Regions from separate parts of the Homo sapiens genome. Here region 2 is linked to region 1. A link is a contact called in ENCODE Hi-C data. All regions are on one chromosome and are shown on one strand. Each heading gives the region's core, a stretch centred on a gene start or an enhancer-like site at or near the end of the contact. The rest is flanking DNA. Distances are from core to core; before and after follow the strand shown.

The links. Hi-C counts contacts between places; a loop is a spot of excess contacts on that map. Pooled maps may share reads with other maps.
Region 2: a loop to region 1 is called in a map of B cell, with 9 times the contacts of the local background. The contact joins two enhancer-like sites. A Hi-C loop is called at or near these places in 3 of 168 maps with a recorded cell type or tissue (B cell, CD4-positive, alpha-beta memory T cell and naive thymus-derived CD4-positive, alpha-beta T cell), 2 of 37 single-sample maps with no recorded cell type and 12 of 50 pooled maps.

Annotation. Positions count from the first base shown.
Region 1 is chr12:11,481,006-11,485,686 of GRCh38, reverse strand. The region is part of intron 2 of LOC440084 (a long non-coding RNA gene); the gene reads left to right. It also overlaps the pseudogene HIGD1AP8. Among named protein-coding and RNA genes, the nearest start is that of LINC01252, 65 kb to the left of the region's middle. Within about 2 kb of position 2,671, at least 3 of the 41 ENCODE cell types and tissues checked have a DNase peak (open chromatin) inside an H3K27ac peak, as active enhancers do.
Region 2 is chr12:10,556,614-10,561,837 of GRCh38, reverse strand. The region is part of intron 1 of LINC02446 (long intergenic non-protein coding RNA 2446); the gene reads right to left. Among named protein-coding and RNA genes, the nearest start is that of LINC02446, 5.8 kb to the right of the region's middle. Within about 2 kb of position 2,442, at least 3 of the 41 ENCODE cell types and tissues checked have a DNase peak (open chromatin) inside an H3K27ac peak, as active enhancers do.

The DNA of each region.
Region 1 (4,681 bases), core at 1,422-3,921:
GTTAGGAACCAGGCTGCATAGCGGGAGGTGGGAAGCAGGCAAGTGAGCATTACTGACTGAACTCCGCCTCCTGTCAGATCAGCAGCAGCTTTAGATTCTCATAGCAGTGCGAACCCTATTGTGAACTGTGCATGTGAGGGATCTAGGTTGTGTGCTCCTTATGAGAATCTAATGTCTGATGATCTGAAGTGGAACAGTTTCATCCCCAAACTATCCCCACCTGACCACCCCATCCGGAGAAAAATTGTCCCATGGAAGCTGTCCCTGGTGCCAAAAAAGGTTGGGGACCAGCAGTTCACAGTAGCCATCTCCCTATGGCGGTGAGCAATAAACTCAACTTTGCCTTATGAAAAGGTTCTTTCACTGGTGTTTGAGAGAAGCCGGCATTTGACAATATATGTCAACCTAAACAAACAAAAGTATTTTAGGGCTTTGCTACTCAGAGTGTGGGGTTGGTTTAAAATGCAGGGTCTCAGGCCCCACCTCAGTCCCGTAGAATCAGAATCCGCATTTTCACAAGATGCCCAGGTGACTGTGTGCACATTGCAGGCTGTGGTCTTGGGCATTATTCTTCTAAAGAATGAGTGCAGGCTGGGCGCGGCGGCTCTTGCCTGTAATCCCAGCACTTTGGGAGGCCGAGGTGGGTGAATCACAAGGTCAGGAGTTCGAGACCAGCCTGGTCAACATTTTTAATAGAAACCCCTTTTCTATTAAAAATACAAAAAATTAGCTTGGCGTAGTGGTGAGCGCCTGTAATCCAGCTACTCGGGAGGCTGAGTTACGAGAATCGCTTGAACCTGAGAGGTGGAGGTTGCAGTGAGCCGAGATCACGCCACTGCACTCCAGCCTGGGTGACAGAGCGAGACTCTGTCTAAAAAAAAAAAAAAAAGAATGAGTGCAGATGAAAGTTTAAACTTTAAAGAACAGTGGTTTTGTTCTTTTGTTTTTAGTCGGTTTATCACCAACAGAATAGGAGAAAGATTTGGATTAAAATTTCTGCTTTGTTTAAAAATTCTTCAGTTTTGTGACCTGCCTTAAGAGGATGAGTGGGTTTTTCAGGTATATGGGGAAACATTTATCTGCTGAATTCTTTTAGATCATTAAAAACAAAACAAACACAAACCTGCCGGTTTTTCCTAGGAGGCACCTGTGAGGACGTGGGCTTGTATTTCCTAGATACATTTTAAATCCACAAGCATAGTATATTCAGTAATATCTAGAAAGCTGGTTGATATAAAGGTTTTCTAAATATATATATTTTAAATTTGGATCTGTTATTTATACCACACTTTCTTATGTGTTATATTTGTACCTTTTTTCAGTGGTGAGTCCCATTTGTCTTAATGATTTCTGCTGATATACCAAACAGATGTGATGAAAAGAATAAGTATTTGCCTTCAGAAGGCATGGATTAAAATCCCAGCTCTAGGCTAGGAGTGGTGGCTTATGCCTGTAAGCCCAGTGCTTTGGAAAGCTGAGGTGGGTGAATGGCTTGAGCCCAAGAACATGGTGAAACCTCATCTCTACAAAAAACACAAAAATTAGCTGGGTGTGGTGGTGGGTACCTGTAGTCCCAGCTACACAGAAAGCTGAGCGGGGAGGGTCGCATGAGTTGCAGTGAGCCAAGATCACACCACTGTATTCCAGCCTGGGTGACAGAGCAAGGCCGTGTCTAGCAACAGGCAACAACAACAACAGGGAAAATCCCAGCTCTGCTTCTGTCCGGCTATGTAACGTGGGCCTATCCCCTTAACCTCTCTGAGCCTCAGTTTTCTCATCCTAAGTGGGGAAAATATTATCTATATAAAAGAACTGATTGGGGGATTAAAAGAGAGTCTGTAATAAAACATCTGTAAACCACATTTGTTTTGTAGTCATTTCTCCTAAACCCTCATGCTGCCATAGCACGTATTACCAAGCAGCACAACGGAGGATATTAATGAATGAAATAATGCATCACCTATTAAGTCACTTTAATAGGAATAGAAGGGAGAGGCAAGAGTTTCTAGAGACGATGACTTACCACTCCCAAATACTGTTTCTTATGGCGGTAAATGACAGCTTTGGAGGTATGGTAGGTATGTGGTTTGGGTCTGGGTTATCTTATATCACACCCCACATTAGCTACCTACCTAACTCTGCATCAGACAGGTTACATGTATTTCATCTAAAGTAGTAACTCAGAAAGTGCACTTATCTTCTGTTGAATTTCCTTTCATGTCAGCCTCTCTAAAAAACCACCTGACCCACTGCTTTTTGCTATTGCTGCTTAAAGAGCTTGTTTCCCCCACCATGATTAGCTTTGTGCCTACACTAAGGCACTCCTACAGATTCTTCAACCTCTTCTCATGTGATGCAGAAAGTACAAAGGAGAGCCCTGGCCGAACTGTCCAGTTTAGTAAAACACCCAGAGGAGTAACTATGTTTATTTAGGGTGTTTCAGAGCTTGCTGCTCTGCCTAGTCTATTGTAAGAGCTCTGAAATTATTAGAGCTTTTCCTAAAAATATCCACACTTGGATGTGACTCAGTCATAGAAAAACAACTGACCCAAGAAACAGAGAGTCTGAGTTTTGGTTCTTGGTTTGTTTTGTTCTTATTGTGTTTTCATTTTGTTGCATGAAACATGAAACCTCCGGTCTTGGGATAGATTTGAGTCCTGACTCAGCCAGTGATAAGTTGTTTGACCTTGGGTGAGTTACTAAACTTCTCTGGGGCTAAATTTCTTCATCTAAGAAGTGGATTAGATACAGCAACATATTATAGTTCGAAGCTTCTGGCTGGACGTTGTGGCTCACGACTGTAATCCCAGCATTTTGGGAGGCTGAGGTGGGAGGATCTCTTGAACCCAGAAGTTCAAGACTAGCCTGGGCAACATGGCAAAACCCTGTCTCTACTAAATATACAAAAATTAGTCAGGCATGATGGAGCATGCCTGTAATCCCAGCTACTCAGGAAGCTGAGGTGGGAGGATCGATTGAGCCCAGGAGTTTGAGATTGCAGTGAACCATGATTGAACCACTATACTCCAACCTGGGCAACAGAGCAAGACCCTGTCTCAAAAAAAAAAAAAAGAAAAAAGAAAAAGTTTATGTGGAATATGCCAAACAGGTTCAGCCCCAGGTTTTTTCAAGGATCTATTTTTTAAAACTTCTTTGTAGAGATGGGTGTCTCACTATATTGCCCAGGCTGGTCTGGAACTCCTGGCCTCAAACGATCCTCCTTTCTTGGCCTCCCAAAGCACTGGGATTACAGGTGTAAGGCGCTATGCCTGGCCCCCACAAGGGTCTATCTATTGCCCCAGGAAACAGTTGACTGCTTCTAGACCCATTGGGTTGGTAGCTCTAGAGCAGCCATGAACTGTGCAGGTGATTCGGGAAAGTAGAAGATGGTGCTGAAAGAGACCCAGGGACAATCAGCTGACAACACACCCTTCTCACCTCTGTGTTCCTCTGTGAATGCTCTCATTTTAATAACTAGATTGAGTAGTCTTCTCCTCTTCTCCTCTTCCCAAATGAACATTTGCTCTGTCACAATATTTATCTTTGTAAAATGCAAATATGATCATTTTGGTCTTCTCTTTTAAAAGGTTGATAATTTATTGTTAATAGTTTGTGTGTGGCATGACACTTAATGCCTTCAGAATCTGCCCCAGTTTTACATTTACTCTTTGCCCTTTTCTGTATCTCCAAAGCATACCTTCGGACTGTCCACATAGCACTTGTATATGTCCTCTCAGCCTACCATGCACATCCTCCATGCTGTGACTATTTATATAGGCTACTAATTGTATAGGAAACATACTTCCTTACCTCTAGGTAAACTGTTTCTCATACTTCAAGTTCTAACTCAGTGATCATCTCCTGTAATCTCTTCATTCCCTCTGCAATTGATCACATTGCGTTATAATTTTTTTAAAAATCATCTAAGCCCATTCAAATGATTTATTTTCAACAAACATGTAAGCTCAATAATGAGTAACTAAAGGGAACTTATCCAATAAGATGAAGATGGCATCTCTTCTTCTAAGGTTTAGGTTTCAACCAGAATTCCTGAAACATGGAATAGCCCACAACAAGAGCCACTGCTCCCACAACAAAGCCTTGGGCTGCTACACACATGTGGATCATGAATGGACATTTTAGTATTTCCCTTGCTCTTCAACTCATGTAATCCGTATGCAACAATTGCTGAAAAGCCCACCATTCTAATGGGGACACTTGGTACCTCTTTAGCTTTTCAGATAAGTTCGGATCCTTGATCTTTTTTATATGAAGAAAGAGCAACACCTGTGCTGGCTGAAATAGTGATTGCCTGGAGAATCTTCCAAGAGTGACAAAACTCTTAACCATCCAACTGACTTCTTGTAGGTTGTTTTTATGCCTCGACCCCCAACCAGCAGATGAGCTTCAGGAAAGGCAGGTTCTTGGTTTTATTCTTCTTTATTTCCTCTATAGTGCCTAGCACACTTCCTTGAACATGGTAGTGCTTAATCAATCAGTGCTTGGTGAATAAACACATACTCTCCAAAGCAAAGTAGGAGAATAGGTCCTTTCACCTTCTCTTGACACATCTGGAAGACTCTTCTTTCATAAATTATTTTTGAAGTTTTCCCTCATTGTTTATTTTGTCAATCTAAAAAAAAATAACAGAGAGAGAGAGAGCCTCTACAAATAAGTGAAT
Region 2 (5,224 bases), core at 1,193-3,692, 920 kb after region 1:
GCTGAGGCAGGTGGATCACCTGATATCAGGAGTTTGAGACTAGCCTGGCCAACATGATGAAACCCCATCTCTACCAAAAAATACTAAAGTTAGCTGTGTGTGGTGGCTCACACCTGTAGTCCCAGCTTACTCAGGAGGCTGAGGCAGCAGAATCCCTTCAATTTGGGAGGCTGAGATTGCAGTGAGCTAAGAAGGCACCATTGCACTCCAGCCTGGGCCACAGAGCAAGACTCTGTGTCAAATAAATTAAAAGCTTTTTAGTACTTATAATTTAAAATTGTTTGTCTTCTACTATGTTAAACCATAAAAATATGCATTCATTCAGCCAGGCATGGTGGTTCATGCCTATAATCTCAGCACTTTGAGAGGCCAATGTGGGAAGATTGTTTGAGGCTAGGAGTTTGAGTCCAGCCTGGGCAACAAAGCAAGACCCTGTCTCTACAAAAAGGGAAAAATTTTAAAAATTAGCTGGGCATGGTGGCACATGCCCATAGTTCTTGCTACTCAGGGAGCCGAGATGGGAGGATTGCCTGAGCCCGAGAGACAATTCAAAGTAGAGGCTGCAGTGATCTATGATCAGGCCACTACACTGCGCCCTGGGCAACAGAGTGAAACCCTGTCCCAAACAAAAAACAAAAATCAAAGAAAAAGCATTCATTCAGCAATTATTTATTAGTGGTTTTTATAAATTGCACTGTATGTTGATGGTTCAAAAGTGAGTAACACAATTTCTGCCTTCCCTGAATGTATGATCAACTTGGATTGAAAGCTATATAAACAGATATTTTGTAAAATAACAAGTACAATGCTAAAGACTAATGATGGTACAATAAACTTTCTTCATCCCATTTAATAGTTGCAACTCTTCCAATTTGAATTATTCTACAATATTTGGTTTATGTGACATACTGAACTTTGTACATATTTTTCATTGTATAATGATTTCCAACAGCAAATATGGCACATGAGTAAAAAATATTTGCATTGGTTACGGGTATTTCTCTGTTGGAAAAGATATTCTCTACCTGTGAGAAAAGGATTATTGGTGCTGTTATTAAGGTAGATTATGGTAGGAAATACTGTTAATAAAATATCTTGGTGGTTTGATTTTTCCAACATTTGAACTGTGAGGCTGAGATGATTTTTAATAATATGGGTTTCCACAAGATTCCCCCTCTTCTCTAGAACTCAGCATTTTAACACAGCAGAATTCATATGTGAAGAGGGAGAACATGTATAGGCAACTCTTTTTGGAGAGGAGGAGTTATCTTTGGAAAGCAGCCTTTTAAAGATGGTTTTCCTCAACACCATCTGTACTAAAATACAAAAATTAGCCACGCGTGGTGGCGTATGCCTTTAGGCCCAGCTACGCGGGAGGCTGAGGCAGGAGAATCACTTGAACCAGGGAGGTGGAGATTGCAGTGAGCCGAGATGGCACCACTGACTCCAGCCTGGGCGACAGAGTGAGACTTCATCTCAAAAAAAAAGAAAAAAAAAAAAAACCAACATTTGTGTGTCATATCCCTTGAATGTAAAAAACAAAGTGATTTGTATGGAAAAGGCTTTTTAAAAAAAAATTTGACAAACATTTTCTATAATTAATTACAGAAAAGTAGGGTGAGAATGATCACATAATTTATCCTCTCCTTCCTACCTATGTAAGTATAAGCGAGGATTAAAGTAGACTACATAAAATATAGATGTACATTTGTCAATTGAATGTCCTTTCGTGAGTCATCTAATGCCCCTAATTTTTCATCTCTAAAACACGGATATCATTTTGGAGAATTAGATGATATATGTCAAACAGCAACAATAACAACAACAAAAAAATCCTAACCCCCCAAAAACTGTATTTGACACATGTCTTTTCTATATATTGGTTTGATTCAGCTAGTAAACTATGGAATGTGAGTGACAGCACAAAGAATTAGCCAATGCTTATTTTTGAAGAGAGTCAATAATAATAAAAGGAATTATTAATTTTCTCACTTTCAATAAATCCAACAAAATACTTTTCAAAAACATGGAATCTAAGGTAAAGTATGACTATTAGAAATCGTAAAAAAAAAAATGAAGGAAAACTCCCAAAAAGACAAAAAAAAAAAAAAAAAAAAAAAAAAAACTACCAATCTGGGTCCAAACATTCTATTTTCAATCATCAGACTCTTTAGTACAATATCACATTATCATGTGAATGTTTCTTACGGTAAACCTATGGGGAGAATCCATACTCAAGCAGCCAAATTTAAAGCAAGCCAAGGATTTAAAGGTACATCTTAAATCCCTGTTATTTTAAGAATTAGCTTTTTGCCTTGTTCCTAGACCTTGGATGAAAGCGGGAGAAGAGAGGAGGTCTTGTCAGGGTCCCCCTGGGCCTCCTGGTACACAGTGAGCCCCTGTGCTTGAGGCTTCCTGTGTGGTTTTAGCTCACAGAGCCCAGCTAGCTCCAGCTGCAGCTCTTCCTCTGGTGGGCTACATGTTGTTAACCTCTCAGGAAGTATCTGGGTCTATTTTATGCTGTATTTTCATAGTGTCTTTGATAATGGATTTTCAGTTCTTATGAGGTTGGAGGATTGAGTTGGCATAGTGATCTAGAACTCACTTATGTGTCATTTAGTTATATATTTTATATACTATTTATTATTTACTATAATTATTTCCATTATTATTTACTATTAGATATTATTTATATATTATTTACTGTTGGTTTGAACATGCTTTGACAAGATGATATGACATTGACTGAGTTTTAACCAATGGATGACCAGTGAAAGTTGGCCGAAAAGGTGAGGTACTAGGAAGAACCTAGATGGGCATGAAAAATGCCAGTGTAAATCCACCAGGTGGAGGAGTAATTGGAATGAATCACTGAGAATGTGTTTAGAGCTATGTGTCTAGGCTATAAATTGACCCCATATAGGCATTGCGCCTGCTCTTGGTGTTATTACCATCGGGCAACAGGCAATGCTCTGTTAGGCTTGACCTGGAGATTATCATTTTCAGGTATCAAAAATTGGGAAGAGGAAAGAAACATAATGCATAATTCGGTCTAGTTTTTATTCTATAAATATATAAGGAAATCCTGCTATTTGTGACAACATGGATAAACTTAGAGGACACTATTCTAAGTGAAATAAGCCAGACGCCAAAACACAAATATTGCGTGATCTCACTTGTATGTGGAATCTAAAAAAGTTGAAGACACAGTAACAAAGGGTAGAGTGGTAGTTACCAGGGGTTGGGGGCTGGGGGAGAAGTTAGTCAAACTTTTAGTTAGAAGATGAGTAAGTTCTGGAGACCTAACGTACAGCATGGTGACTATAGTTAATAATAAGGTACTGTATACTTGACATTTGCTAAGAGCAGGTCTTAAGGGTTTTTAACCCCACACACACAAAATGGTGGCTAGGTGAGGTCATGGTTATGTTAACTTCATTGTGGTAATTGTTTCACAATGTATATGTATATCAAAACATCATGTACATTTTAAATATATACAATTTTTGTGAATCATGTCTCAAGCTGGAAAAAACCAGTGAGATGCTATATAAATGATTAAACATATTCCCATTTTGCATTTAGGTTAAGAAAGAATTTTATATTCAGGTATATCCTTACTTTTGAACTACAGCCAACCTCTGATCATTTAACTTTTTAGTTTCCCATTTTTATTTATCCCACCCAGGGTATTAATGGTAGGGATTCTTCACAGCTGTGACTCATTTGCTTCCAGCGCCAGCACCAGGGAATTTCAAACTTTATTTGGCATAAGAATCACCTGGAGAGCTTGTTAAGCTGCTGATTATTGGGTCCCATTTCAGAGTTTCTGATTCAGTGATTCTGGCGGAGAGCCCAAGAATTTGCATTTTTAACAGTTCCCAGGTGATGTTTCAGTTGCTGGTCCTGGAACCACACCTGGGGAACTTTTGCTCTAGTTTATTTTCAGTTATTTCTCACTGAAAGTACTAATGATGTAGACCAATACTCTTTGGTCAATCTGAAAATTCCTCCCTTGGACTTGCTTTCTCTGGCAGAAAAATACTCTGTTATTTCTTCAGACAAAGCCCCAATTGGCCTTTTCTTTCCAGAGCCTTATTTTCTGATTAAATGTTTTTTTCCCCTAATAGAATCTGTTTTCTTCCCTCATTAAGGTTCACCTCTTCTTGCTGTCTGTAGTGACAGACGGTCCCTGCTTTCCTGCCTCTTACGAGAATCCCACTTGTGAATGAAGAGTTCAGTTCAGCTTTATCTTGACCAGGTGCGAGACTGCCCCTTTGTGATTCTCAATCCCACACAGGGTGTCCAAGTTTCCTATCTTCTCCTCGGGGGAGCTTAAAAGTGTCCAGAACTGTTGAAGTGGCAAGTTGTCCACAGGTGACAGATAGTAGAAAATGCATGACCTTATTTCTGTCCCATCGTGTTCAAAGGTTCTCTTGTTAGTTAGCACCCACTACCACTTCATTTTGCACTCCGCTTTTCTGCCTTCCCCTTCCCAATGCCTGGGGGAAAGAAAACATCGGGTTCAACAAGTGAACTTTTACTTCAGACTCTTCATAGTATTTTCTTTGCAAATTATCGAAAAAGAGTGCCTGGCTAGGGCATGAAAGAGAGGGAGGGAAAAACCCTGAGAATAAGAAAACCACTGGGCTGTTATCCCTCTAACTCTGTCTCTCTAGATTTGGATATTAATTCATACATACATTTGTTCATTCATACCTTCATTCTTTCCACAAATATTTATTGAGCCCTGCATGCCTTTTGCTAACACTAACCACCACTTTTTAAGAGATCGATTTCCCTCTACATATACTATTTTCTAATTAAGTTCAAATGGTATACATTATATATTAAACATATATATGCATATTAAACATATATTTAAATGTGCACTAGTACAATTTATATGTAAGGAGTGTGTTTAGCGTGTATGTGTTTTAGATTTTACTTGTAATCTCCAATCAAAGATGATGTAGAATTGATCTATGATACAAATATACAGGTGTTTTTGTTTGTTTTTATCTCAGAATCACCAAGAGTTAAAATATCTTTTTTTTTTTTTTGCTTTAAGGTGCTATATTTTATTGAACACATTTCTGGAGTTTCTCTACAATGTTCTCCAGTTATTGTGTGCTCTTCTTTATGTGTCTACCTGATAATACATATGACACATGAAATTTTACAAATGTGTTTGTCCAATATTCTCAAAGGCATGACAACATGC